Linked DNA regions of Homo sapiens: region 2 is linked to region 1. Evidence: read pairs that join two places in POLR2A ChIA-PET (ENCODE). Cell type or tissue: OCI-LY7. All regions are shown on one strand. Links, peaks and the distances in the headings refer to the core of each region. The heading gives the core; the rest is flanking DNA.

Region 1 (13,771 bases), core at 9,365-13,364:
TGAGCCCATTTTTATAGACACAGAGCAACACAGGGCAGCAGGAAGATGGCCACCCTTTCTGGTCCTAATGCTTCAGCTGCTTAAGTGGCCCTAGCCACAGCCAGTTTTCTTTCACTTTCGCTTTGCAAAAGGCAGTTATTTCGTAAAGATCTGACCCCATAGTTTGAATTTTTCATCATGAGCATGCATTATGTTTGCAATTTTAAAACGAATTAAAGGAAAGCCAGTTATGGTTCTATTAATTTGAATTTTTCAATAAAACCTCACATAATCGAATCTAACAATTCCCAATGAGTCAGCATTCAGCTGCCCCCACTTTTAGGAGAAAGATAAGTGACAAAACAAAGCTGTTAATCAGTAATCCCATCTAAAACCACTACCTGAGTAGTGCTCAACACGCATTTAAGCCAATCTTTTCTACTTTATGTAGCTGTAATTTGGGACAATTTATTTATTTATTTATTTATTTGAGACAGAGTCTTGCTTTGTCACCCAGGCTGGAGTGCAGTGGCGCGATCTCGGCTCACTGCAAGCTCTGCCTCCCGGGTTCAACTGATTCTCCTGCCTCAGCCTCCCGAGTAGCTGGGACTAGAGGCGCCTGCCACCACGCCCGGCTAATTTTTTGTATTTTTGGTAGAGACGGGGTTTCACCGTGTTAGCCAGGCTGGTCCCGATCTCCTGACCTCGTGATCCACCCGCCTTGGCCTCCCAAAGTGCTGGGATTACAGGCGTGAGCCACCATGGCCGGCCTAATTTGGAACAATTTAGAATGTCTAAGAATGCCACTCTAACACTAGTACACCCTTTCCTGATCATTAGCTCTAAGAACAGCTTCATTCCCTTATGCTTACTAAGACATGCTTCAAAAAGATTTTCCATACTGGAGTCACATTTAACCCTGTGTAGTGATAAACGCCTACATATTTTTTGATACTCCTTTCTTCAAGAGGTGGAGACATTCCTCTCTCAAGTGTTGACTAAACTTAGTGATTTGCTTCTAACAAATAGCATATGGAGGAAGTAATGGTGACTATCAAGGCAAGATTATAAAACGCACTGTGACTTCCTTTTCTCTCTCGGGTCACTCACTCCTGGGGAGCCAGCTGTCATATTGTAAGAACACTCAAGCAACCCTATGGAGAGGCCCATGGCAGAAGGAACTGAGGCCTCCTGCCAACAGCCATGCACATTGAAAGCGGATGTTCCAGCCCCAGTGGAGCCTTCAGATGACTGTGGCTCTGGGATATCGTGACTGAAACTTCCTGAGCCAAACTACCTCTACATAAGTCATTCCTGATCCGCCAAAACTGTGAGATAAATATGTGTTGTTTTAGAACATGATGGCTCACGCCTGTAACCCCAGCACTTTGAGAGGCTGAGGCCAGTGGATCACTTGAGGCTAGGAATTCGAGACCAGCCTGGCCGACATGGTGAAACCCTGTCTCAAGTAAAAATACAAAAATTAGGCCAGGCGCAGTGGCTCACATATGTAAGTAATCCCAGCACTTTGAGAGGCCAAGACAGGCAGATCATGAAGTCAGGAGTTCAAGACCAGCTGACCAACATGGTGAAACCCCATCACTAACTAAAAATACAAAATTAGCTGGGTGCGGTGGCGGGTGCCTGTAATCCCAGCTACTCGGGAAGCTGAGGCAGGAGAATCACTTGAACCTGGGAGGCGGAGGTTGCAGTGAGCCAAGATCGTGCCATTGCACTCCAGCCTGGGCATAAGACTCCATCTCAAAAAAAAAAAAATTAGCTGAGCATGGTGGTGCATGCCTGTAAACCCAACTACTCGGGAGGCTGAGACATGACAATCACCTGAACCCGGGAGGCATAGGCTGCAGTGAGCCAAAATCAGGCCACTGCACTCCAGCCTGGGAAATAGAGCAAGACTCTGCCAAAAAAAAAAAGAAGAAGAAAAGAAAAAGGAATATGTGTTGTTTTAAACCACTGAGTTCTGTATGACTCAGAAACATTTCAAAATTAAGAAAATAAACCGCTAAGTTCTGAAGTGATTTGTTATGTGGCAGTAGATAATACACCTTGTTTAAACACAAAAGTAGTGAAACAAGATGAACAGACTATTTAACTTCTTAATATACACTCTGCTGCATAAGCACCCGGGATGTTCTGCTAATATGTCTATGTTTATAGGAATAAATGTTGTGTTCTAGACACGGAAATATCCATCTTCAGCAGAGTTGGTAAGCCAGCCCTCACATACTGGTTTTAGAGAATCAGCCTAAAAATGTACAACTGTTTGGCTTATATCTTGTATCAAGAACAGAACAGAGAACAAACCTTTTGCAAGGGGAGCAATGGTAATCTCACTCTCTGCCAGATTCACAAACACATCATAGAGGTCTGGTCTGTTGCTCACCTCCAAGTCTACAAATCCAGCGACGTAACCTGCATCACAAACATGAGCAACCTTACTGGAGTAGGAAGAAATATGGTGAACCCATCAAAAGAATTGGGTCTAAAAGCTCATCGACTGCTCTCTTTCACTGCTTTATTCATTCGGGAACATTAGCTGTACCCTGTGGCAGTTAGTAAGACTACATTACTATCAGTTGCCTGAAGATATTCACACAACGCCAGATATTCCAAAATTATCCATCAGTGTCAAGGACAAGACTGAAGTAGGGCATTTACTTTCCAATCATTGCTCTTGGGGTCAAGAATGACAGCTGTGGCAGAAGGTAGCAAGGACTCTCTTGACTGATGTTCCCCCTTCAGGTCTTTGCCTTCAGGAAATCAATGGCAAATGCCTGGGTTCTCAGAGTGGAAATGGCATCATCTTTAAGGGTTCAGGGCAACTCAGGAATTAGCAGATCTCTGGGATTGGTGTTAGAACAATGATTCCCAGATTTTTTTGATTTCACAGAGCAATACAATTACCAAAAAAAAAAATTATTTGAGGAGAGACTGATATGGTTTGGATCTGTGTTCCCACCCAAATCTCATGTCGAACTGTAATCCTCAATGTTGGAGGTGGGGCCGGGTCGGAGGTGACTGGATCATGGGGGTGATTTCTTATGAGCGGTTTAGCACCATCCTCTTAGTGTGGTTCTCGTGATTGAGTTCTCACAAAATCTGGTTGTTTAAAAGTGGACGGCACCTTCCCCCACCTTTCTCCTGCTCCAGCCATGTAAGACGTGCCTGCTTCCCCTTCACCCTCTGCCATGATTGTAAGTTTCCTGAGGCCTCCACAGAAGCAGAAGCCACTATTCTTGCTGTACAGCCTGCAGAACTGTGAGCCAATTCAACTTCTTTTCTTTATAAATTATAGTCTCAGTTTTTTTGTTTTTTTTTTTTGAGACAGTCTCGCTCTGTCACCCAGGCCAGAGTGCAGTAGCATGATCTCGGCTCACCGCAACCTCCACCTCCCAGGTTCAAGAGATTCTCCTGCCCCAGCCTCCTGAGTAGCTGGGACTACAGGTGTGCGCCACCACGCCTGGCTAATTTTTGTATTTTGAGTAGAGACGGGGTTTCACCATATTGGCTAGACTGGTGTCGAACTCCTGACCTCGTGATCCGCCTGCCTCAGCCTTCCAAAGCGCTGGGATTACAGGCGTGAGCCACTGTGCCTGGCCTTTTTGTTTGTTTTTGAGACAGAGTCTTGCTCTGTTGCCCAGGCTGGAGGGCAGTGGCACGATCTTGGCTTACTGCAACCTTCACCTCCTGGGTTCAAGCAATTTTCCTGTCTCAGCCTTCTGAGTAGCTGGGACTACAGGCATATGCCACCACACCTGGCTAAGTTTTGTATGTTTAGTAAAGACAGGGTTTCACCATATTGGTCAGGCTGGTCTTGAACTCATGACCTCAGGTGATCCACCCACCTTAGCCTCCCAAAGTGCTGGGATTACAGGCATGAGCCATCCCACCCGGCCTTCAGTTATTTCTTTATAGCAGTGCAAGAACACACTAATACAGGACCAATTTATCATTCCTAGAGTTTTACTTTACCAAGCAAGGACAGTTAAAAAATAACAGGTGGGGGCAGTGGCTCCTGCCTGTAATCCCAGCACTTTGGAAAGCCGAGGTGGGAGGATCACTTGAGGCCAGGAGTTTGAGACTGTCCTGGCCAACATGATGAAACCCTGTCTCTACTAAAAATACAAAAATTAGCTGGTGGCCAGGCGCAGTGGCTCATGCCTGTAATCCTAGCCCTTTGGGAGGCTGAGGCGGGTGGATTGCTTGAGCTCAGGAGTTCGAGGCCTGCCTGGGCAACATGGCGAAACCCCATCTCTACTAAAAATAAAATAAAAAAAAAAATTAGCTGGGCATGGTGGCACATGCCTGTAGTCCCTGTTACTCGGGAGGCTGAGGCACAAGAATTGCTTGAACCTGGGAGATGGAAGTTGCAGTGAGCCAAGATCACGCCACTGCACTCCAGCCTGGGCAACAGAGCGAGACTCTGTCTCAAAAAAATAAAATAAAATAAGATAAAACAAAATAATTTAAAAAACAACAAAAACAAAACCTACTACTGAGAGCCAGACCCAGGCCCACCCATGAATGAGAAAATGTGACAGATGACAAGTAATATTACTCATTACTGAAAAAAGAAAGAGATTATTCAATAAATGTCCTGGTCCAAGTGGTTATCCATAGGGTAAAAAAGTTCAGTCAGATCCCAAACTCACACACTACACAAAAAATTATTCCAGATAAATTAATAACTTCACTGGGAAATAAAAAACATTAAAAATGTTTAGGCCAGGCACAGTAGCTCACACCTATAATCTCAGCACTTTGGGAGGCCAAGGCGGGAGGACTGTTGAGCTCAAGAGTTCGAGACCAGCCAGGGCAACATGGTGAAACCTTATCTCTACCAAAAAAAAAAATACAAAAATTAGCCAGGCATGGTGGCACGTGCCTGTAGTCCCAGCTACTTGGGAGGCTGGGGTAGAAGGATGGCTTAAGCCCAGGAAGTGGAGGTTGCAATGAGCCGAGACTGAGCCACTGCACTCCAGCCTGGGCGACAGAGCAAGACCCTGTCTCAAAAAAAAAAAAAAGAAAAGAAAAAGAGAAAGAAAAATTTTCATAAGAAAATGGCCAGGCACAGTGGCTCATGCCTATAATCCCAGAGCCCAGGAATTCAAGACAAGCCCAGGCAATAAAGCAAGACTTTGTCTCTAAAAAAAAATACAGACGGCTGGGCGCAGTGGCTCACGCCTGTAATCCCAGAACTTTGGGAGGTCAAGGCAGGTGGATCATCTGAGGTCAGGAGTTCGAGACCAGCCTGACCAATATGGTGAAACCCTGTCTCTACTAAAAATACAAAAATTAGCCAGGCATGGTGGTGGGTGCCTGCAGTTCCAGCTACTCAGGAGGCTGAGATAAGAGAACTGCTTGAACCAGGGAAGTGGAGGTTGCAGTGAGCTGAGAGCATGCCACTGCACTCTGGCCTGGACAACAGAGGGAGACTCTGTCTCAAAAAAGACAGGCAATAACAAACGATGGCAAGAATGTAGAGAAAAAGAACTCTCGTACACTGTTGGTAGGAATGTAAATTAGTACAGTCACTATGGAGAACAGTATGGAAATTCCTCGAAAAACTAAAAATAGAACTACCATATGATCCAGCAATCCCACTGCTGGGTATTTACCCCCAAAAAAGGAAATCAGTGTATCAAAGAGATACCACCATTCCCATGTTCACTGCAGCACGGTTCACAACCACCAAGATTTGGAATCAAACTGAGTGTCCATCAACAGATGAATGGAAAAGAAAATGTGGTGCATATACACAGTGGAATATTATGCAGCTATAAAAAGGAATGAAATCCTGTCATTTGCAACAACATGGATGGAACTGGAGGCATCATGTTAAGTAAAAGAAGCCACGGACAGAAAGACAAATTTTGCATGTTCTCACTAATCTGGGGGAGCTAAAAATTAAAACAATGGAACTCAGGGAGATAGAGAGTAGAATGGTGGGTACCAGAGGTTAGGAAGGGTAGTGGGGAGAGGGGGAAAATTTGGGATGGTTAGTGGATACAAAAATATAGTTAGAATGAATAAGACCTAGTATTTGATAGCACAATAGGGTGACTACAGTGAATGATAGTTTATTGTATATTTAAAAATAACTAGAAGTTGGCTGGGCACAGTGGCTCACACCTGTAATCCCAACACTTTGGGAAGCTGAGGCGGGTGGATCACCTGAGGTCAGAAGTTTGAGACCAGCCTGGCCAACATGGTAAAACCCCATCTCTACTCTCTACCAAAAATACAAAAAAATTAGCTGGGCATGGTGGTGCACACCTGTAATCCCAGCTACTCAGGCAGCTGAGGCAGGAGAATCGCTTGAACCTGGGAGGTGGAGGCCGTAGTATGCTGAGATCGTGCCACTGCACTCCAGCCTGGGCAACAGAGTGAGACTCCAACTCAAAAAAAAAAAAAAAAAAAAAAAAGAAAACTAGAAGTGGAATCACAATGTTCTTAACACAAAGAAATCATAAATGCTTGAGGTGATGGATACTGCAATTACCCTGATGTAATCATTATACATTGTAGGCCTGTATCAAAACATCATATGTACCCCATAAATACATATACCTATTATATACCCATAACAATTAAAAAGTTAAGATGAAAAAAAAAAGTCACTGATAAACTTTTAAGACTAGAACTTTACAAGTTCGGCCAGGCACAATGGCTCATGCCTGCAATCCAGGCACTTTGGGAGCCTGAGGTGGGTGGATCACCTAAGGTAAGGAATTTGAGACCAGCCTGGCCAACGTGGAGAAACCCTGTCTCTACTAAAAATACAAAAATTAGCTGGGCATGGTGGCAGGTGCCTGTAATCGCAGCTACTAGGGAGGCTAAGGCAGGAGAATTGCTTGAACCTAGGAGGCAGAGGTTGCAGTGAGCTGAGATCACACTATTGCACTCCAGCCTGGACAACAAGAACAAAACTCCGTCCCAAGAAAAAAACAAAAACAAAAAAAAACTTTACAGGTTAAATAGTTAAATATAGGTTGCATTTTTTAAATTTTATTTTATAATTTAAAAATTTTAAAAGACAGGTCTCCTATGTTGCCCAGGCTGGTCTGGAACTCCTGGGCTCAGGCGATCACCCCACCTCGGCCTCCCAAAGTGCTGGGATTACAGGTGTGAGCCACTGTGCCCAGCCAAAAACAGGCTGCATTTTGATGATGGCTGAACAACAACGTGAATGTACTTAATGCCACTGAACTGTATGTTTACCAATGGTTAAAAAGGTAAATGTAGCTGTGCGTAGCAGCTGACACCTGTAATCCCAACAGTGTGGGAGGCCAAGATGGGCAGATCGCTTGAGTTCGGGAGTTCAAGACCAGCCTGAGTAACACAGGAAGACCTGGTCTCAAAAAAAAAGGTAAATCTTTTTTTCTGGAGACAGAGTCTCGCTCTGTCGCCCTGGCTGGAGTGCAGTGGCTCAGTCTCAGCTCACTGCGACCTCCACCTGCTGGGTTCAAGTGATTCTTGTGCCTCAGCCTCCCGAGTAGCTGGGACTACAGGCACCCACCACCACACCCGGCTAATTTTTTTTTTTTTTTTTTTTGGTATTTTAGTAGAGATACGGTTTCCCCATGTTGGCCAGGGTGGTCTCAAACTCCTGAGCTCAGGCAATCCACTTGCCTCAGCCTCCTAAAGTGCTAGGATTATAGGCATGAGGCACCGCGCCCGGCCAAAAAAAGGTAAATCCTATATGCATTTTACCACAATTTTTTTTTTTTTTTGAGACGGAGTTTTGCTCTTGCTGCCCAGGCTGGAGTGTAGTGGTGTGATCTTGGCTCACCGCAACCTCCGCCTCCCAGGTTCAAGTGTTTCTCCTGCCTCAGCCTCCCAAGTAGCTGGGATTACAGGCATGTGCCACCATACCCAGCTAATTTTTTGTATTTTTAGTAGAGACGGGGTTTCTCCATGTTGGTCAGGCTGGTCTTGAACTCCCGACCTCAGGTGATCTGCCCACCTTGGCCTCCCAAAGTGCTGGAATTACAGGTGTGAGCTACCGCTCCCGGCCACAATTTTTTTTTAAACTAAAAAAAAAAAAAAAATTTAAGGGCAAAAAATTGATTGCATGTGCCAAAGAAATAATAAAGGATCAGTATCCCACTTGGGAATGCACAAAATAAAAACAAAAAACCCTCTTTAAAGTGGAATAAAATTAGCCAGGCGTGGTGGCACATGCCTGTAATCCCAGCTACTTGGGAGGCTAAGGCAGGAGAATTGAAGGCGGACGTTGCGGTGAGCTAAGATCGTGCCATTGCACTCCATCCTGGGCAACAAGAGTGAAAATCCGTCTCAGGAAAAAAAAAAAAAAAAAAGTGAAACAGTTCCTCCCCTGGGATCCTCTTGTCTACCTGTGCACATCTGCAGGGCTTCCAGCTCATCGGCGTTGAGGTGCACGTAAGAGTGAAGGATGGTCCAGTCCTGTCGGTGCCACACCAGGGCAGGCAGAGTCCTGGGGAATCAAGGCAAGAACTCAAGTTGTTGCTGGTCCACACCTTAAAGACTCAGCCTGCCCCCTTCTCCTCTTCCTGAGAAGGAAATGAAGAGGGTAGAGTCTACAGCTAATCAGGGACAGAGGTGAGACCAAGCCCCAAATGTGCTAACCTCTGGGCTTCAAATTAAAGCAATGCAATGTTTTACTATTTATTTTTTTGAGATGGAGTTTCACTCGTCACCCAGGCTGGAGTGCAATGGCGCGATTTTGGCTCACTGCAACCTCCACCTCTGGGGTTCAAGTAATTCTCCTGCCTCAGTCTCCCAAGTAGCTGGGACTACAGGTGCCTGCCACCACGGCCCGGTTAATGTTTGTATTTTTAGTAGAGATGGGGGTTCACCATGTTGGCCAGGCTGATCTTGAACTCCTGACCTCAGGTGACCCACCTGCCTTGGCCTCCCAAAGTGCTGGGATTACAGGCGTGAGCCACTGCACCCAGCCTCTCTGCAATGTTTTAAACTCTGCTTTTGGGGATCAGATCAGCTACAGAAAGCTCAAGGTGAAGTTTCAAAAGATCCCTGTGGTAGCAAAGAGTGACGCTTCTAAGGTTTTCCTCTGAAAAATCCCACTCTGGAGACTGCCATGGAAAGGGAGTCTAAGGGTAAAATTCAAAGTCACCTCTGCAAGCAAGAAATTTTCTGGAAGTCTCCCATTTATATTTAAAATTTTAGTAAAACTCGCAAACCAAGTGTGTTTGTTTCCCTAAGACATAGATTTCTCTGAAAAAAACTTATGGTAGAATAATGACTGCAACAAGATGTATCAAATTTATCTGTGGCTTCATGAACCCCTGGTGCCCTGCTAAATATCTCAGAAGCTGTGACCGCTCCAGTTTAAGGAGCATACGTAGAGGGGGAAAAGGTGATGGGATAGAAAATATGGGCTTTTGGACCCAGAGAGGGCAGGGTGAAAGTTCTGTCTCTCTCACTTAAAATCTGATGCAATCATGATCATAACAATAATAACTTCTAAAGTGTGTCTTACAGGCTAGGTACATGTTAAGCATCTTACATAAATTATTTCCAGTCTTAACAAACTTGTAAGTAGATATTACGATCTTCATTTTACAGATAAAGGAACACAGGCTCAGAAACAATCAATACCTTTTGTTTTGTTTCTGTGACAGGGCCTCACTCCGTCGTCCAGGCTGGGGTGCAGTGACGTGATCATGGCTCACTGCAGCCTCCACCTCCTGGGCTCAAGCGATTCTCCCACCTCAGCCTCCTGTGTAGCTCAGGCTACGGGTGCATGCCACCATGCCTGGCTAATTTTTGTATTTTTTTATAGAGATGGGGTTTTGCTGTGTTGCCCAGTCTGGTCCTGAACTTCTGGTCTCAGGCAATCTGCTAACCTCAGCCTCCCAAAGTGCTGGGATTACAGGTGTGAGCCACCATGCCCGGCCAACATTATCTTTTATGTGTTCACAGAGCTAATAAGTTGCCCTCCCAAGATTTTAACTCAGGTCTTTCTGACTATGAAGCCTTTGTTCTTTTCATTACCTTATACCTATACTCTGCCAACCTTAATTTTCTCATTCATAAAACAGGGTAAAAATACTTCCTTGCAGGGTTCTTGTTATGAGTAAATTTAATAATTTAAGGTATCTTACAAAATGCCTGACATACAGTAAACCCAACACGAATGCTAAGTCCTCTTGCTTTTAAAGAAGGACCTGGCCGGGCACAGTGGCTCATGCCTGTAATCCCAGCACTTCAGGAGGCCGAGACGGGCAGATTACGAGGTCAAGAGATCGAGACCATCTTGGCCAACATGGTGAAACCCCATCTCTACTAAAAATACAAAAATTAGCTGGGCGTGGTGGTGCGCACCTGTAGTCTCAGCTACTCGGGAGGCTGAGGCAGGAGAATTACTTGAACACGGGAGGTGGATGTTGCAGTGAGCCAAGATCGCGCCACTGTACCACTCCAGCCTGGTGACAAAGCGAGAGATTCTGCCTCCAAAAAAAAAAAAAAAAAAAAAAGGACCTAATGGCTGGGTGTGGTGGTTCATGTCTGTAATCATCTCAACGGAGGCAGGAGAATCACTTGAGCCTAGGACATCGAGACCAGCCTGGCCAACATAGTGAGACCCCAGAAACCCCATCTCGACAAAAAATATAAAAAAAATAAAAATGAAAAAAATTTAAAAGGACCTAATAACAAGTTAGATTTAGTAAACAAAAAATCTTTAAAAATCTGTATGGCAGGTGGGGGAGCTGTTAGAGGGGACAGGGCCTGGCAGGCACCTCCTGGCCCTGAACTGACCCTCCTGGCAAAAAAATTATTAACAACAACAAAATCTACATTTATTTTGGCCGGGCACAGTGGCTCACACCCGTAATTCCAGCACTTTGGGAGGCCAAGGCATGAGGATCACTGGAGCCTATGAGTTTGAGACCACCCTGGGCAACACAGCAAGACCCCATCTCTACTAAAAATGAAAATAAAATTTAAAAAATCTATATGTACTATCAAAGTAAGAGTCTTTGTCCTGCTCTAAAACTTTTTAATTAAAACAAGAAAAAAAAAAGAGTCTTTGATAAAACTGAACAGAAGGAACAATTTACCTGAAACGGGTCAGCAAACTATGGCCCACAGCCTAGCTGCCTGTCCTTGAAAATAAAATTTCATTGACCACAGCCATGCTGAGTCATTTATGTACGTGTCCTCCATGGTTGCTTTTGTGCTACCTAGGCAGTTGAGTAGTTGGGGCAGTGACCATATGGCTCACAAACCTAAAATATTTACTGTCTGGCAAGGAAAAGTTTGCTAATCCCCTGCTCTAAAATAGTCATAAATAGTCCAAATCAGTAACCTTGAACTACTAGAGCTAAACAGAAACTTCAGACCAAAGGTGGTATTTCACCACATGCTATTTATAGCAAATGTGCAACACAGCAGAGCACACAGTAACATCTAGTGCTGCGAACTGTCTGCCAACAAAGTTAACACTTTTTTATAATTAGAGGTGATACCTGGTGAACTCCTGGACCGCTTCTATCTTGGGGTGATACACCACAATTCTTTTCTTTAGCATCAGTGCTGTGTGTAAGATAACAGTTTCCATTCCAAACTGAGATACAATGTCTTCAAAAAAGAGAAATTGTAATGTTACTGCATTACACATCATGCAAAGAAATAAAGATTTTTTTTTCTTTTTTTCTTTTTTCTTTTTTTTTTGAGACCGAGTCTCACTCTGTCACCCAGGCTGGAATGCAGTGGCAAGATAGTTGCTCACCGCAACCTCTGCCTCCTGGGCTCAAGCGATTCTCCTGCTTCAGCTTCCCGAGTAGCTGGGATTACAGGCACACACCACCACACCTGGCTAATATTTGTATTTTTAGTAGAGACGGGGTTTCACCATGTTGGCCAGGCTAATCTCGAACTCCTGACCTCAAGTGATCCACCCACCTCAGCCTCCCAAAGTGTTGGGATTACAGGTGTGAGTCACAGCACCTGACGTACAAAATTATTTTTAATACAGAGAATTTAGGCAAATGTTGTAAAGCATACAAACACTTTATTTGGTGGAAGAGTAGATCTATCCTATGTCAGCTTCCCAGGACGTGTGCTCTGCCCCGCAAGGGACTCTATGATGGGATGCATAGAGGAAGCTAGACTCACAAAAAACTGAAACAACTGATGTGAAGGGAACCAGCATCTTTCTGTATCATTAAAACTTCCTGATTTAAAAAAAAAAAAAAAAATGTCTGCCAGGTGCAGGGTGACTCATGTCTGTAATACCAACACTTTGGGAGGCCAAGGTGGGAGGATCACTTGAGCCCAGGAGTTTGAGACCAGCCTGGGCAACACAGGGAGACTGTCTCTAAAAAATGTTTAAAAATTAGCTGGGGCTGGGCACAGTGTCTCACACTGTAATCCCAGCGCTTTGGGAGGCCTAAGCAGGCAGGTCATCTGAGGTCAGGAGTTTGACACCAGCCTGGCCACCATGGTGCAACCCCATCTCTACCAAAAATACAAAATTAGGCTGGGCACAGTGGTTCACACCTGTAATTCCAGCACTTTGGGAGGCCGAGGCGGGTGGATAACCTGAGGTCAGGAGTTCGAGACCAGCCTGGCCAAAATGGTGAAACCCCATCTCTACTAAAAATACAAAAATTAGCGGCCGGGCGCGGAAGCTCATGCCTGGAATCCTAGCACTTTGGGAGGCCGAGGCAGACGGATCACCTGAGGTCAGGAGTTCGAGACCAGCCTGACCAACATGGAGAAACCCCATCTGTACTAAAAATACACAATTAGGCAGGCGTGGTGGCACATGCCTGTAATCCCAGCTACTTGGGAGGCTGAGGCACTTGAACCCAGGAGGCGGAGGATGCGGTGAGCCAAGATCGCGCCACCCAGCCTAGGCAACACTTGTTGGAGCAAAACTCCATCTCAAAGAAAAAAAAAAAAAAAATTAGCTGGGTGTGGTGGCAGGTGCCTGTAGTCCCAGCTACTTGGGAGGCTGAGGCACGAGAATCACTTGAACCTGGGAGGCAAAGGTTGCAGTGAGCTGAGATTGTGCCACTGCACTCCAGCCTGGGTGACACAGTGAGACTCTTGACTCAAAAAAAAAAAAAAAAAAAAAAATTAGCTGGGCATGGTGGTGTGCACCTGTAGTCCCAGCTACTCGGGAGGCTGAGGTGGAAGGATTGCTTGAGCCCAGGAAGTTAAGGCTACAGTGAGCCGTAATTGTACCACTGCACTTCAGCCTCAGTAACAAAGCAAGACCCTGTCTCAAAAGGAAAAAAAAAAGTCTATTAACTCCCCCATGTCCCCCAGTATAATTACTTAAGTCCTTAAGTTAGCCTGACAAACACCTACCACCTCAACAGGGATGCTGAGAAAATTCAAAGAACAGCGGGATCAAAAGGAAAGACAGATGGGCACCATGGGAGGACATGACAGAGGGCAGCCTCGCCTTCAGAGTTCCCCTCGCCTCCTGCTCAGGGACCCTGAAGTCTGTGGCTTAGGCCTGAGCTGTCTGCATTTTGGATTTTCCAGCTGGAACTTAAATTAGGAGTTTGTGGTCAAGGCCTTGGGCTCTTCAGATGACAGAGATAACTGCTAAGATCTAAGAAAAGAAATGTAATCCATGAAGACCTCGAGGCACAAAATTCAGCCCACCAGCGAGAAAATATTTCTAAAATAGCCAATAGAATAATATGGAAACAAACACCACAAAAACCTGTTTTCCTCTGAGAGAATTCTAACTCAATAAGGAAATACGGGGGTTAAAGGCACCCTCTTGTGTACAAATGATATGAAAAAT
Region 2 (16,141 bases), core at 8,125-12,124, 52 kb after region 1:
GTAATGTGCATCAAACATTTTTTTCCTGTTTCTAAATTGACACAGGCTTGATTCATGAAGGGCAGGTTAAGGAAAGGATCTGAAATTAAAGTAGGCAAGATGAGGGACACTGGGGGGGAAACTTGAGTTTTGTTTGTGTAGCTTTTTAAAAAAGACTGTGGTCCCTTGCAGCCCTTTGAAGCTGTTGGATGGGGATGCATGCGTTCCCTTCAGAGTAGAAACTCATACCTTTGGATTGTGAGGGATCCCTTCTCAAAGTGAGCAGATCGTGGATGGTCCAGGGCACTGCTTCCAAAACATAAGTGAAGGATCAAAGGGCATTCCCCTAATTGGAAATAATCTCATTTTATCTAAATGTTTTACATGTAATATTTGTGATCCTAACAATATTTAGACCTAATTTATTGCATTGTCTTAATAAAATGTAAATAAATTTAAGTAGAATAGTCGTTCAGGTCACCCTAAGCATATATATGAGCAATTTTTGGGGGAAAAATTATAGTAGTCATTCAGGAAGGTGAGAACTTGGACCAGCAGTTACAGGCAAGAATTTCGTATCCTGTAATCATTTGGAGAAGGCCCCTTTTTCATATTATATCATTAGTGGTGCCACACTAACTGCTGCTGACCTTATTATAGTTTATGTTCTACAACCAGTGCCTTTGAAAAATAAAGCTATTAAGGCCACAAATTGAGTAACATAGCATATCCATTTGGTCTGTTGCACAAATAAACTAGCAAACATCAAGGGCTGATGTAAACTTCTTTATACATACTTTCAGTAATGAATTTGAAAGGTATGCTCCAAATGCTCACCCATCCAGTAAGGTTTATAATTCTAGATTTTAATTTTTATTTCTATAATATTAATCTGGAAGTCAATATTTAAGTATTGAAATAGAACCTTTAGTTTATCATAGTTCTTTCCAGTCTCAAAAGCTTCCCCCGGCCACTATTAAATAATTCAGAGGAGGCCGGGCGTGGTGGCTCATGCCTGTAATCCCAGCACTTTGGGAGGCCGAAGCGGGTGGATCACAAGGTCAGGAGATCAAGACCATCCTCACTAACACAGTGAAACCGTCTCTAGTAAAAATACAAAAATATTAGCCTGGTGTGGTGGCGGGCACCTGTAGTCCCAGCTACTCAGGAAGCTGAGGCAGGAGAATGGCATGAACCCAGGAGGTGGAGCTTGCAGTGAGCTGAGATTGCGCCACTGCACTCCAGCGTGGGTGACAGAGCGAGACTCCTTCTCCAAAAAAAAAAAAAAATTCGGAGGAACTAAATTCTTGTATATAAATTAGGACAAAGGCAGAAGACTCACTGTCATGGATTATGAAAAATCTGTTCCCATTCCAACTATTTATTTATTTATTTGAGACAGAATCTCTCTCTGTTGGCCAGGCTGGAGTGCAGTGGCACTATCTCGGCCCACTGCAACCTCCGCCTCCCAGGCTCAAGCGATTCTCCTGCCTCAGCCTCCCAAGTAGCTGGGATTACAGGTGTGTCCCACCATGCCCAGCTAATTTTTTAATTTTTTTCACCATATTTCCCAGGCTGATCTTGAACCCTTGGCCTCAAGTGATCTGCTCGCCTTAGCCTCCCAAAGTGCTGGGATTACAGGCGTGAGCCACCGCGCCTGGCTAAGGAATCAACTTCTAATTGGCTGTTCAGGAAGTGAAAAATGGTTTCAGTTCCATCTTTAAGCAAGCCCTTTTTAGATTAGGAGTTGGATACAATAGGTCATTTTAGTGCTGCTGCTGTGATTTTCTTAAAGTATAAATTCCATTAAACGCATTTACTCCCAAGTTTTTTGCTGATAAGAGACTGTTTTTGTTAGTTATGAAGAACGCCTAATGTACTGTTACATTTTCTTTTTTTTTTTTTTTTGAGACAGAGTCTCTCCCTCTATTGCCCAGGCTGGAGTGCAGTGACGCAATCTTGGCTCACTGCAACCTCCGCCTCCTGGGTTCAAGTGATTCTAAAGTCTCAGCCTCCCGAGTATTTGGGATTACAGGCATGCACCACCATGCCTGGCTAATTTTTGTGTTTTTAGTGGAGACAAGGTTTCACCATGTTGCCCAGGCTGATCTGGAACTCCTGACCGCAAGTGATGCCTTGGCCTCCCAGAGGGCTAGGATTATAGGTGTGAGCCAAGGCGCCTGGCTGTACTGTTACATTTTAGAAAATAACCTTACATGCACTATATAGGAGAAGACCAGGAGAAGACTGCAAGTTTTTTCCCTCCCACCCCCACCCCTGACAACAAGGAAAGGCTTATTTCAACAAAATATCTAGTTATATATTACATCTTTGTTTCATTTAGTAAGTTTTTTTTTTGATAGTAAGATGGAGTCAGCGAAAGATGGACTTTTTCATGCAGTGGTGAAGGGTTTTGTCATTATTTGCATGTGAAAAATGTGATTTCATATAAGGTATTGTACAAAGATTTATTTCAGTATGTTTTGTGATTTATCCTGTAGCAAACTTTTTTTTTTTTTTTTTGGAGACTTGTTGCCCAGGCTGGAGTACAGTGGCGCTATCTCGGCTCACCGCAACCTCCGCCTCCTGAATTCAAGTAATTGTCTTGCCTCAGCCTCCCAAGTAGCTAGGATTACGGGCGTGCATCACCATGGCCCAGCTAATTTTTTGTATTTTTAGTAGAGACGAGGTTTCACCGTGTTAGCCAGGATGGTCTCGATCTCCTGACCTCGTGATCCACCCGCCTCCCAAAGTGCTGTGATTATGGCGTGAGCTACTGCGCCCGGCCATTATCAGATAGCTCTTAAAAGAAAAAGTATTGGCTGGGTGCGGTGGCTCACGCCTGTATCCCCAGCACTTTGGGAGGCCGAGGTGGGCAGATCACGAGGTCAGGAGATTGAGACCATCCTGGCTAACACGGTGAAACCCCGCCTCTACTAAAAATACAAAAAAAAAAAAAAAAAAAATTAGCCAGGCGTGGTGGCGAGCTCCGTAGTCCCAGCGACTCAGGAGGCTGAGGCAGGAGAATGACGTGAACCCGGGAGGCGGAGCTTGCAGTGAGCTGAGATTGCACCACTGCACTCCAGCCTGAGTGACAGAGCAAGACTCTGTCCAAAAAAAAAAAAAAAAAAAAAGTCTTTTTCCAAGGAAAATAAACAATGATATTTTTAAAAAGGAGATATATATATATATATGTATATATATAGTGTTTTAAGCTCCCCCCCTTTTTTTTTTTAGTGTAGTGTTTTAGTTCCCCCAAATTATTTTTTAAATGTTCATTGGGAAGTTTGTGTGTGTGTGAAATTTGCAATTAATGAATGTTAAGATGAATTTAACCAGTTGACTTAGGTTAAATAACCTCTTTCTCCCCCAGTCTATTAAGTGTACAAAAGAAAATAAAAGATGAGGAAATTTAAGATAAATTTTAACCTTGGTCAGAAATAATGTAATGGCAAAGGTATTGCTTTTGACTGTATTTCAAAACAAACAATATGCATAAAACTTAAAATTGGAACTGGGTTTTGAAATGTTACCACATAGAATGCCTTCGGGCTCAGGGGATAATAAATTCAAAAGAATATAAGTTGTCTGGGCATGGTGACCCATGCCTGTAATCCCAGCACTTTGGGAGGCCAAGGCGGGTGGATCATGAGGTCAGGAGTTCGAGACCAGCCTGGCCAAGATGGTGATACCCTGTCTGTACTAAACATACAAAAATTAGCCGGGCCCTGTGGTGGGTGCCTGTAATCCCAGCTACTCAGGAGGCTGAGGCAGGAGAATCGGTTGCGGTGAGCTGAGATGACGCCAGTGTACTCCAGCCTGGGCGACACAGCGAGATTCCATGTCAAAAAAAAAAAAAAAGAAAAAAAATAAGTTATTTTGCTTTGTATTCCATTTTTTTCCCTTTTTTTTTTTTTTTTTTTTTTTGAGTTGGAGTTTCGTTCTTGTTGCCCGGGCCGGAGTGCAGTGGCGCCATCTCAGCTGACCGCAACCTCTGCCTCCCAGGTTCATGTAATTCCCCTGCCTCAGCCTCCGCAGGCATGCACCACTACGCCCTGCTAATTTTGTATTTTTAGTAGAGACTTGGTTTCTCCATTTTGGTTAGGCTGGTCTTGAACTCCCAACCTCAAGTGATCTGCCCTCCTCGTCCTCCCAAAGTGTTGGGATTACAGGCATAAGCCACCGCTCCCGGCCCCATTTTTCTATTTTTTTATTTAAAAAAAAAAAGAATTTTTTAGAGCAGTTTGAGATTTCCAGAGTGTTGCAAAGAGAGTGCATAGTTTCATTGACACCACACCCACTTTCTCCCATGTTGATTTTTATTGGTAACAACTAATGAACCAATACCGACACATTATTTATTTTATTTTTTTTTTTTGAGACACGGAATTTCGCTCTTGTCACCCAGGCTGGAGTGCAATGGTGCGATCTCGGCTCACTGCAACCTCCGCCTCCTGGGTTCAAGTGATTCTCCTGCCTCAGCCTCCTCAGTAGCTGGCACTACAGGCACATACCACCACGCCTGGCTAATTTTTGTATTTTTGGTAGGGATGGGTTTCACCGTATTGGCCAGGCTGGTCTCCAGCTCTAGACCTCAAGTGATTGGCCCACCTCGGCCTCTCAAATTGCTAGGATTACAGGCATGAGCCACTGCGCCCGGCCTGGAACTTTTAAATCACAGTGGAATACAGTGATTCAGTTTTACTTGTAGATCATATTTCAACACAGTACAGGTCTTTCTGTTGTTTTACTTTTGATAATTATGGCATAGCTTTAGAAGTCAAAAATAAATGTAACTTGGTAAAAAGTTGGTAATGAGTTGGGGAATTGAAATAGCTGTTTAAAAAGGTAAAGTTTAGACTCTTGTATAGTGTACATAACTAATTTTAATTCTTCTGAATTTTTCAGAATTTCTTGAGGTTGGCAAAAAGCAGCCTGCTCTGGATGTTCTTTATGATGTTATGAAAAGTAAAAAACATAGAACATGGCAAAAGATACACGAACCAATTATGTTGAAATACTTGGAACTTTGCGTGGATCTTCGCAAGAGCCACTTGGCAAAGGAGGGGTTATACCAGTATAAGAACATTTGTCAACAGGTACAAACGGAACTGGGTTGTATATTTTTAACAAGTGTTTTTAGTAATCTGCCGAAGAACTTACCTTTCGAAGTGAATATATTGTATTTCTCTTAAAAATTTGCCTTTAAAACATCTTATGGTTCAATGGAAAAATAAGTTCTGAAGAGTTTTTGTTTTTTTGGATTAGGTGAACATAAAATCTCTGGAGGATGTTGTTAGGGCATATTTGAAAATGGCAGAGGAAAAAACTGAAGCTGCTAAAGAAGAATCTCAGCAGATGGTCTTAGATATAGAGGATCTAGATAATATTCAAACTCCTGAGAGGTATGTGGGTTAGACCTCTAATAAATGCTTTGATAGTTAACTTGGTGTTTTCTTTTACATGGGTCTTCATTTCCTTTTGAAGTAGATGTTTATCAGAAAAAAATGCAAATCTTTGAAGTTTTAAATGCATAGTAACCAGTTAATTTATGTAGGTAATAAAAATTCATAGAAGTGGAAAATGACAGCCTTAAGATAGAGGGGCAAATACCAATTTAAATGAACATAATGCAGATTGGGAATTCAGGGAGTAGATAGTGACACCTTTGCAGTGTGTACATATTGTGGGAAGAATTTGCACTGTTTTCTGATGAACATTGTTTTGGTTTTTAATCACATGGCAAAGTAGGAAACTGTCTAAAATTGTTTTCAACATTTTTTTCTTTGTAGTGTTCTCCTAAGTGCTGTAAGTGGTGAAGACACTCAGGATCGTACTGACAGATTACTTTTAACTCCATGGGTTAAATTCCTGTGGGAGTCTTACAGGCAGTGTTTGGACCTTCTTAGAAACAATTCTAGAGTAGAGCGCCTGTACCATGATATTGCCCAGCAAGGTAAGATGAGAAGATCAAATCTGAGTGAAGTGCTTTGAAATTGACTGAGGAGTAAATTTTCTGAAAAGTACTTAAAATGAACTAGTTTTTATCCTTATTGAAATGTTGGCATTCACATGAGTATTAAATGACTGCGGCCGGATGTGGTGGCTCACACCTGTAATCCCAGCACTTTGGGAGGTCAAGGTGGGTGGATCACTTGAGGTCAGGAGTTCAAGAGCGGCCTGGCCAACATGGTGAAGCCCCTTCTCTACTAAAAATACAAAAAATTTAGCCGGGCGTGGTGGTGTATGCCTGTAATCCCAACTGTTTAGGAGGCTGAGGTGGCAGGATCGCTTGAACCCAGGAGGCGGAGGTTGCAGTGAGCCAGGATGGCACTGTTGCACTCCAGCCTTGGTAACAGCAAGACTCTGTCTCAAAACAAAACAAAACAAAACAAAACAAAACAAAACAAAACCAAAATGACTGAGTAAGGAATTTGTTTTACTCTTTAAAGGAGTTTTGTGTGAATTGTATTTTATTGATATCTGAAAGATCTTTTTTTTTCTTTTTACACAAACATCAGTAATAATGAAAGACATTTTAAAGTTATTTTGGAATTCTCTGTATAACTGAAAAAATAAACTTTTCCATTTTTTTTTTTTTTAGTGAACTTGAGTTCTCTACTTTTTTTTTTTTTTTTAATTTATTTTTAGTTTTTAAAAAAGAGCTGGGATCTTGCATTGTTGCTCAGGCTGGTCTCAGACTTCTGGACTCAAGTGATCCTCTTGCTTCAGCCTCCCAAAGTGCTGGGATTACAGCTCTGCCCAGCCTGAATTTTCACTTTCTTTCTTTTTTTCTTTCTTTTTTTTTTTTTTTTTTTTTTGAGACAGAGTCTTGCTCTGTGGCCCAGGCTGGAGTGCAGTGGCGCAATCTCGGCTCACTACAAGCTCCGCCTCCCAGGTTCACGCCATTCTTCTCCCTCAGTCTTCCCAACAGCTGGGACTACAGGCGCACGCTGCCATGCTCGGCTAATTTTTTGTATTTTTAGTAGAGATGGGGTTTCACCGTGTTAGCCAGGATGGTCTCAATCTCCTGACCTTGTGATCCACCCACCTCGGCCTCCCAAAGTGCTGGGATTACAGGCGTGAGCCATCGCGCCCAGCTGAATTTTCACTTTCATACAAGTAAATTTGGACTTTTTGATAGCTGTTGATACAAATATTAACTTGAAGTTAAACTGCATCTCTGTTTTAGGCCTGTTAAAATAGACATAACTATTTTTAAGGGGAAAGGAAATCTAAAAAATAATCTAATAGTGCATATGTGACGGTAAAAAAATTAACGTGTCCAGTTAAATGACAGAACAAGTAGTTCATCTGTAATCAGTTGAAATTAGGTTACTATAAGCCCTCAATTTGTATTATGTAGTTTTAATTAGTACAGAACCTTGTTTCTTACTATGTAAGTTAGATATCAAAGTTCATTATATTTCATACTAGATTTTTTTACTCCTAGGATTTAAAGTGGTGGGTCTTTGAAAGGTGACCCCTAGATCTAAATTCTAGTTTCCCATTTGTAAACTCTGCCAGCACCACATTTTAGTTGTAAGCAAGGACCAGTGATTATGTCTTTGGTTTTGTTAGGGCTCACTCAAAAAGGTAGTCTGGATGAAATAAGTTGATTCTCATTGCATCACAAAGACTAATGATGAGTTTGGTGAATCCTGTTAAAACAACTGATCTTAATGTGTGAAATAAAACCTATTCAAATATTTAAGTAGATAGTGGAAGGTACCTAATATATTTTACAATTATGCTTATAGCTTTCAAATTCTGCCTCCAATACACGCGTAAGGCTGAATTCCGTAAACTGTGTGACAATTTGAGAATGCACTTATCGCAGATTCAGCGCCACCATAACCAAAGTACGGCAATCAATCTTAATAATCCAGAGAGCCAGTCCATGCATTTGGAAACCAGACTTGTTCAGCTGGACAGTGCTATCAGCATGGAATTGTGGCAGGTATGTTGGAGCTATTAGCTTTTCTTCCTAGAAATAATAGTCTGTGTTACTTTTCTCCCCCCTTAATGAATAGCTTCATCTTGGTATGCATTGGTTAATTTCAATAAGGTAAGGAATTAAAGTTGCCTAATGGACTGGGAAAAGTTCTGAACAAGAAATCTCAGAATATTTTGTTTCTAGTTGCCTTCTATGAATTCTGGACCAAACCATATAATCTCTTTCAGACCCAGTTTCTTGACATATAAAACAATACATTGCCAGTGCTGCTCGAAGTGTGGTTTCATGACTGGTGTCATCTGTAAACTATCTGGTCTGTGATGAAATAAGTATAGAGTAGAAAAGCATATGCAAAGTTTCTTAGTAGCAATTTTATTGTACATTTTGTGTGTTTTTACTCTGATAAAAAGTGAGCTTTTTCTGTTTCATTTTTGTGGTAATTTTGTATTTTATATTCTTCGGTAAGAGGTCAGAAATTTAAAACAAACCGAATCCTTTACTACTGATTGTTTGGAGAAGTGCTGCTGTAGATTATTCTAGATTTCTTAGTGGTGCTTTAGCTGCCTGTCTTGCATTGGAGATCTTGATGGTGTTAGGAAGCTAGTCCTCTCCCTGGCCCTTTTTCTCTAAGAATCCTACAAAGACGTTCCATATAATTTTGTAGTCATGTGACCTTGAAGTCTTTTGTATATTTGACGGACAATATTTGATTGAAATTATAGAGGAAGAAACTAAAAATTGGGAGTCTTTGAGCCAAGTGAAAGTGTGATTTGATGTCTTGTTCTTGCCCATGTTTCCTTTTCTATAGGGACACCCATCTTAAAATACTACCTGTAGAAGATAAGTAAACATGCCCATTATAGAAAAAAATCCATAAGTTAAAAGAAGAGAAATATTCATCCATTATCTTATCACTCAGAAATAACCTGTTGTATATCCTTCTAGATTTTTTCTTTATATTGCCCGAAGTGATGGGATAATATGCAAATATTTTCTTGAGTCTGCTCTGTCTACTTCCCATTATTTCCTAAAGAACTTTAAAACGTTTAAGGAGTTAGTGTTTTTGTAATTATGGCAGTTTTCTAAAATAGATATACATGAGTAAAGAGAACCACACAAAGGTATTTTATTTGCTATTTTTATGTTTTCTGTGTTGTAGGTTTCATAGAAATTTGAATTAGATTTTTTTCGTGTTATAGAATGCAATGACTTTAATTTATACTCCTAATTTTAGGAAGCATTCAAAGCTGTGGAAGATATTCACGGGCTATTCTCCTTGTCTAAAAAACCACCTAAACCTCAGTTGATGGCAAATTACTATAACAAAGTCTCAACTGTGTTTTGGAAATCTGGAAATGCTCTTTTTCATGCATCTACACTCCATCGTCTTTACCATCTCTCTAGAGAAATGAGAAAGAATCTCACACAAGATGAGATGCAAAGGTAAAAATGTTATACTTGGATAATGTTGAAATTCTGTAACAAATATCGTCTATTATATGACATGGTATATTTTAGGCCATGGTTTCTCAGCCTCTGCACTACTGACATTTTGGGTTGGATAATTCTTAGTCATGGGGCTGTCTTGTGTACTGCAGGTGGTTTAGCAGTTTAGCAGCATCCTCAGCTTCTACCCATTAGATGCCAGTAGCAACCACCGCCAGTTGTGACTATTAAGACGTCTCAAGACATTGCCCTTCCTGAACAGTATTCTTGGACTTTAGTAGTTGGTCTTGAACTCCTCACCTCAGGTGATAAGTAACTCCGCTAAAAGCCCAATTGAGAAATTTGAATATTAGGAAAAACACATTTAACGGATGAGCTTTCTATCCACATAGAGGTGGAGTCTATTCTCAGAACAAATAGAAAATTAAGAAAAATACTTTTTTTTCCTTTTCTTTTTTTTTTTTTTTTTTTGCAAGACAGAGTCTTTTGTTGCCCAGGCTGGAGTGCAGTGGCACGATATTGGCTCACTGCATCCTCTGCCTGCTGGGTTCAAGCGATTCTCCTGGCTCAGTCTCTGGAGTAGCTGGGATTACAGGCACCCACCACCATGCCCGGCTAATTTTTGCATTTTTAGTAGAGACAGAGTTTTACCATATTGGCCAGGCTGGTCTCCACTCCTCACCTCATGATCCACCTGCCTCTGCCTCCCAAAGTGCTGGGATTACAGGAGTGAGCCACCGCGCCTGACTTGTATTTTATTTTATTTTATTTTTTCTTGAGACAGAGCCTTCGCTCTTATCGCCCAGGCTGGAGTGCAATGATGCGATCTCACTCCGCCTCCTGGGTTCAAACAATTCTCCTGCCTCAGCTTCCTGAGTAGCTGGGATTACAGGTGTGCACCACCATGCCTGGCTAATTTTTTGTATTTTTGGTAGAGATGGGGTTTCATGATGTTGGCCAGGCTGTCCTCGAACTCCTGTCCTCAGATGATCCTCCTGGTTCGGCCTCCCAAAGTGCTGGGATTACAGGTGTGAGCCACCACGCCTGGCAGGGTAAATACTTCTATCAAGTCATTTTTTCCTGATTGCAAAATATTAAGTGTAGAATATTTGGGTCATGTTTATTCTCATATAAATACATATGAATATAAAAGGAAGGGTCTATAACCCAACAACCTATAGACCAATTTTTTCCCTGTGCTCCACACGTTCAGAGAAACTTCTCTAGCAACAAACTATAGAAATGAGCCCCGAAGGCATAGTCTTCCATTTTATTATTTTTAACGTTACGTATAACCTGTTTTCTGTCACTTAAAAAAAAAATACATTTCTGGCCTGGCGCAGTGACTCATGTCTGTAATCCCAGCAGTTTCGGGAGGCCAAGGTGGGTGGATCACTTAGGGTTAGGAGTTCAAGACCAGCCTGGCCAACATGGCAAAACCCCGTCTCTACTAAAAATACAAAAATCAGCTGGGTGTGGTGGTGCACGCCTGTAATCCCAGCTACTCGGGAGGCTGAGGCCGGAGAATGGCTTGAACCTGGGAGGCGTAGCTTGTGGTGAGCTGAGATTGTGCCACTGCACTCCAGCCTGGACGATAGAGCAAGACTCCATCTCAAAAAAAAAAAATGCTATTGGACTTAGGCAACACACATACCACCTGTTTTCTTGTATTGGTCCACCAATTATTTTGTTATCCAGTAGAATTATGTAAAGCAAATTGTCTTTCTTATGTAAAACTATTTTAGAGCAATTCATGGGACCAATTAAATGAGTCCCACTAGTATATTTTCTTTCTTTCTCTTCTTTGTTCTCTATGTCTTTGCTTTCTGATACGGTCTTTCTTTCCTTTCTCATAGGGTCTTGCTTCCTTGCTCCAGATGGAGTGTAGTAGTGTGTTGTAGCTCACTGCATGCATCCTTGAACTCCTGGGCTCAGACTATTCTTCCACCTCAGCCTTCTGAGTAGCAGAGACTACAGGCGAGCGCGACCACGTCCAGCTAATGTTTAATTTTTTTTGTGGAGGCAGGGTCTCGTTATGTTGCCCAGGCTGGTCTCAAAGCTTCTGGTCTCAAGTGATCTACCTGCCTCAGGCTCCGAGTGTGTTGGGATTTATAGGCATGAGCCACTGTGCTTGGCCACTAGCATATTTTCTTAGAAACTCTTGAGGATGGTGTCCGTTATGGCATCCACTGTCACTTATGTAATTCACATCCTTTTTTTTTTTTTGAGACAGAATTTTGCTCTTGTTGCCCAAGCTGGAGTGCAATGGCGCAGTCTTGGCTCGCTGCAACCTCTGCCTCCCGGGTTCGAGCGCTTCTCCTGCCTCAGCCTCCCAAGTAGCTGGGATTACAGGCGTGCGCCACCACGCCTGGCTAATTTTTTTTGTATTTTTAGTAGAAACGGGGTTTCACCATGTTAGCCAGGCTGGTCTTGAACTCCTGACCTCAGGTGATCCACCTGCCTCGGCCTCCCAAAGTGTTGGGATTACAGGCATGAGCCACTGCGCCTGGTCCACATCTGTTTGTTTTAAGGAAAAACATGTTCTTCCAGACACATAAGCTTGCCTTCAGAGAGTACTACAATAATAGTGAGCATTAGGCTGTCTAGCTCTTAGTACATTATTTGGTTTAATCTTTGCAGTAGCCTTATGACTCAGAAAATTAAGTATCTTGCCTACGGTCACAGTCTTGGAAATGGCGAAGGGGAGATGCTAGCCCTTCAGCTCCAGGGCTCGCAGTCTTTGGGGTCCTGCCATGCTCTGAATGCAGCCTGACTTCTTGTCTTTCAGGGATGTGAAAATTTAGCTCCTGGTTCTTGTCTCCCCCTCTCCCTCACTACCATAATAGTGTTCACTTCTGATTCTTAAAATTTTTTTCTGCCTTATTGCCACTTACTTCCTTAGGTTTTTTTTTTTTTTTTTTTTTTTTTTTTTTTTTTGACAGTCTTAACTCTGCCCCCCAGGCTGGAGTCCAGTGGCATAATCTTGGCTCACTGCACCCTCCGCCTCCTGGGTTCAACTGATTCTCCTGCCTCAGCTTCCTGAGTAGCTGGGATTACAGGCGCCTGTCACCATGTCTGGCTAATTTTTGCATTTTTAGTAGAGATGGGGTTTCACCATGTTGTCCAGGCTGGTCTGGAACTCGTGACCTCAGGTGATCCGTCTGCTTCGGCCTCCCAAAGTGCTGGGATTACAGGCGTGAGCCACTGCGCCTAGCCATTTCCTTAGTTTTTAAACCTGCCTTAATTTTGTAAGGAAGTCTGGGGTATATGAATGTGTGTTTTCTGTCATTTAATCACAATCTTTTTCTTTCTTTTTTTTTCTTTTTTGAGACAGAGTCTGGCTCTGTCGCCCAGGCTGGAGTGCAGTGGCGCGATCTTGGCTCACTGCAAGCTCCGCCTCCCGGGTTCATGCGATTCTCCTGCCTCAGCCTCCTGAGTAGCTGGGACTACAGGCGCCCACCACTACGCCTGGCTAATTTTTTGTATTTTTAGTAGAGATGGGGTTTCACCGTGTTAGCCAGGATGGTCTCGATCTCTTGACGTCGTGATGTGCCCCCCTTGGCCTCCCAAAGTGCTGGGATTACAGGCGTGAGCCACCGCGCCTGGTCAATCACAATCTTTTTCTGAAGCTAGAAAACACTGACAGTACTGAGTGGATAGATGAAGTCCTGATTCTCCAAGTATTCGTTTAAACACAGCCCATTTCTCTTACTCCCATGCTTTGATGGAATAATATTTATGAGTATAGTGCACCATGGTGATGTACACGTTCTGTCACTAGCACGCCTTACCGTAAGATTAAAGAGAAGTGCTTTTCTGCTTACCAAGTATCATTTACAAACCTAACAGATTTAAAACTTTGTTCTCCATAGAATGTCTACTAGAGTCCTTTTAGCCACTCTTTCCATCCCTATTACTCCTGAGCGTACGGATATTGCTCGACTTCTGGATATGGATGGCATTATAGTTGAAAAACAGCGTCGCCTTGCAACACTACTAGGTCTTCAAGCCCCACCGACACGAATTGGCCTTATTAATGATATGGTTAGTATTAATTTGAGGATTTTTGTAGCTTTGGGCAGAAAACTTTGTGGTCAGGTTTAATAACTCATGATTAAATACTGGGAATTCTGATTCAGTGCCAAGGGTTCTGATGTATGGACAGGGAAGCACTGGTGTCAATCACTGTTCACTTGAGGCAGTTCCGCGCCAGTGGGTGAGCAGGGGTTAAATTGGTGGGAGTTTTGATCTAGCAGGACTTGGGTTGGCTCTGGGGAATACCGTGGGCCAGTTAGTAAGAGAAGAAGTAATGATGGGCAAGAAGAGTCATGGCTTATTTCATGGAGGCTCTAGGAAAACTAATTAAGCTGTGTGTGGTAAATATGAAGAGGCTAGGTGTATTAGTATGTTCTCGCACTGCTATATATACCCGAGGATGGGTGTGGTGGCTCACGTCTGTAATCCCAGCACTTTGGGAGGCTGAGGTAGGTGGATCACCTGAGGTCAGGAATTCAAGACCAGCCTGGCAAACATGGCGAAACCCGGTCTCTCCTAAAAATAACAAAAAATTAGCTGGGCATAGTGGCACACACCTGTAATCCCAGCTACGCAGGAGGCTGAGTCAGGAGAATCGCTGGAACCCGGGAGGCGGAGGTTGCAGTGAGCTGAGATCGTGCCGCTGCACTCCAGCCTGGGCGACAGAGTGAGACTCCTTTTCAAACAAACAAACAAAAAAGAAGTACCTGACACTGGGTAATTTATAAAGAAAAGAGGTTTAATTGGCTCATGGTTCCACAGGCTGTATAGGAAGTATAGTGGCTTCTGCATCTGGGGAGACCTCAGGAAAATTACCATCATGGTGGAAGGGGAACGGGAAGCAGGTATGGCTTATACGGCTGGAGCAGGAGGAAGACAGAGGGGGAAGGTACCACACACTTTTAAACAACACCAGATCTTGGGAGAACTCTTATCATGAGGATGGGCCTACGGGGATGGTGCTAAATCATTAGAAATTGCCCCCATGATTTAGTCACCTCCCACCAGGCCACACTCCAACACTGGAGATTACAGTTGAACATGAGATTTGGGTGGGTACACAGATCCAAACCACATCACTAGGGGAGAAGGTAAGGTAGACTTACCTTCAGTGTCTGATGTTCAATGTCTGAAGAACTAAAATATTTTCAACTTTTTTCTCTTTTAAACTTTCATTTGATGTTACTAAATAGTATGGACTTAATTAGGGTTATTCAGTGAAATTGTATGTGAAATACTTTTTAAAATGCAGATTTCTAGGTTTTACCCAGCAGATATAATACAAAAGTTTTAGAGTGTGGAGCCTAAGACGTGTTGTTGTTGTTTTTTGAGACAGGGTCTAGCTCTGTTGCTCAGGCTGGAGTGCAGTGGTGCGATTTCAGTTCACTGTAACCCCCACCTCCCAGGTTCAAGTGATTCTCCTACCTCAGCCTCCCAAGTAGCTGGAATTACAGGCACGCACCACTACAGTGGTTTTTTGTAGTTTTAGTGGAGACGGGATTTTGCCACGTTGGCTAGGCTGGTCGTGAACTCCTGGCCTCAAGTGAACGATCCCCCTCGGCTTCCCTAAGTGCTGGGATTACAGGTGTGCCACCGTGCCGGCCAGATTTGTGTATCTTTTTAGTGTTTCGCATTGATGGAATCTTCCATTCAGTGGAAATTTGTTGAGTGCCTGTTATGTGCCTAGCAAGTGAAACTGAAGGCAGAAGTTGTATTCTAGGGGAGCTGAGATTCTAGGGATTCTTATCATAATAGTCTGACTTGGTTATTAGAATCACCTCCAGTAGATTACTTTGGGGTAAGAGAAAGAGGGATAAGTACTTGGCTGTATGTTTACCAAAAACGGAATTTAAATCATTAACAGTCCCTAATTCATGAATAGAGCAATAAAGAAATCAAAAAGATAATGGCAGGCTCTCTCAGATATTTTTGAAATGTATTCTGAGGAAACACCTATATTCACTCTGATAAAAGCTAGATAAAAGGCCTAAATTTTCTGCAGTAGTCAATTTAAGAACAAATAACTTTTCTAGATAGTGGCATTTTTCCTTTGTGACATAGTAATGCAGATTCACTTTGTAGCTAACTTTTGCAAAGAGTTCCTGCAGAGCAGCTTTTTTTCTACTTTGTATTCCTCCATGTTTTTTTCTGCTGCCACTGCCCACAGAGTTCAACTTTCTGTTTATGGGGCCGATGTAGGACTCAATGTAATAAAGCAACAGCAGTGTCTTGAGAAAGAAGTTTCATTAGCAAATAAAACATTTGCTAATAAAAAATTTGCTTCTAATTTTTAAAGCTGAAGAAACGTGCCACACTGGAAGGATAATCCACGTCACCTTGTTAAAGGTGATCTTGGCTAGGCGCGGTGGCTCACGTCTAATCCTAGCACTTTGGGAGGCCAAGGCGGGTGGATCACTTCAGGTCAGGAGTTTGAAACGAGCTTGGCCATCGTGGTGAAACCCCGTCTCTACTAAAAATACAAAAAAAAAAAAATTAGCTGGGCATTGTGGTGCATGCGTGTAATCCCAGCTAATCGGGAGGCTGAGGCAGGAGAATCGCTTGAACCCGGGAGGCATAGGTTGCAGTGAGCTGATATCGTGCCACTGCACTCTAGCCTGGGTGACAGAGCAAGACTCCATCTCAAAAAAAAAAAAAAAAAAAAAAGGTGATCTCTTAGACTTAGATTTAATATACTGCAATATGTTGTCCCAGAAGCGAAAGACA

Evidence for each region. Peaks named below come from ENCODE experiments on the same cell type or tissue, not always from the same donor. Only the 100,000 strongest peaks of a DNase experiment are listed, where the experiment ranks them.
Region 2: POLR2A ChIA-PET joins it to region 1 with 5 read pairs; 14 of 35 experiments call an interaction of 5 or more read pairs at or near these places.

Annotation. Positions count from the first base shown.
Region 1 is chr10:119,118,156-119,131,926 of GRCh38, reverse strand. It overlaps DENND10 (DENN domain containing 10), which reads right to left. Exons shown (of 9, transcript NM_207009.4): 5 at 11,475-11,586; 6 at 8,358-8,458; 7 at 2,305-2,412. Among named protein-coding and RNA genes, the nearest start is that of DENND10, 21 kb to the right of the region's middle. RefSeq lists an enhancer at 11,076-11,370. In OCI-LY7, for the core only: no CTCF peak of the experiment used is centred there; DNase peaks (open chromatin) are centred at 11,346 and 12,146; H3K4me3 peaks cover 709 bases; H3K27ac peaks cover 1,848 bases.
Region 2 is chr10:119,062,684-119,078,824 of GRCh38, reverse strand. EIF3A (eukaryotic translation initiation factor 3 subunit A) reads left to right here. Exons shown (of 22, transcript NM_003750.4): 2 at 4,888-5,078; 3 at 5,248-5,384; 4 at 5,772-5,935; 5 at 7,740-7,939; 6 at 9,171-9,379; 7 at 13,255-13,426. Among named protein-coding and RNA genes, the nearest start is that of EIF3A, 10 kb to the left of the region's middle. RefSeq lists an enhancer at 11,719-12,220. In OCI-LY7, for the core only: no CTCF peak of the experiment used is centred there; no DNase peak of the experiment used is centred there.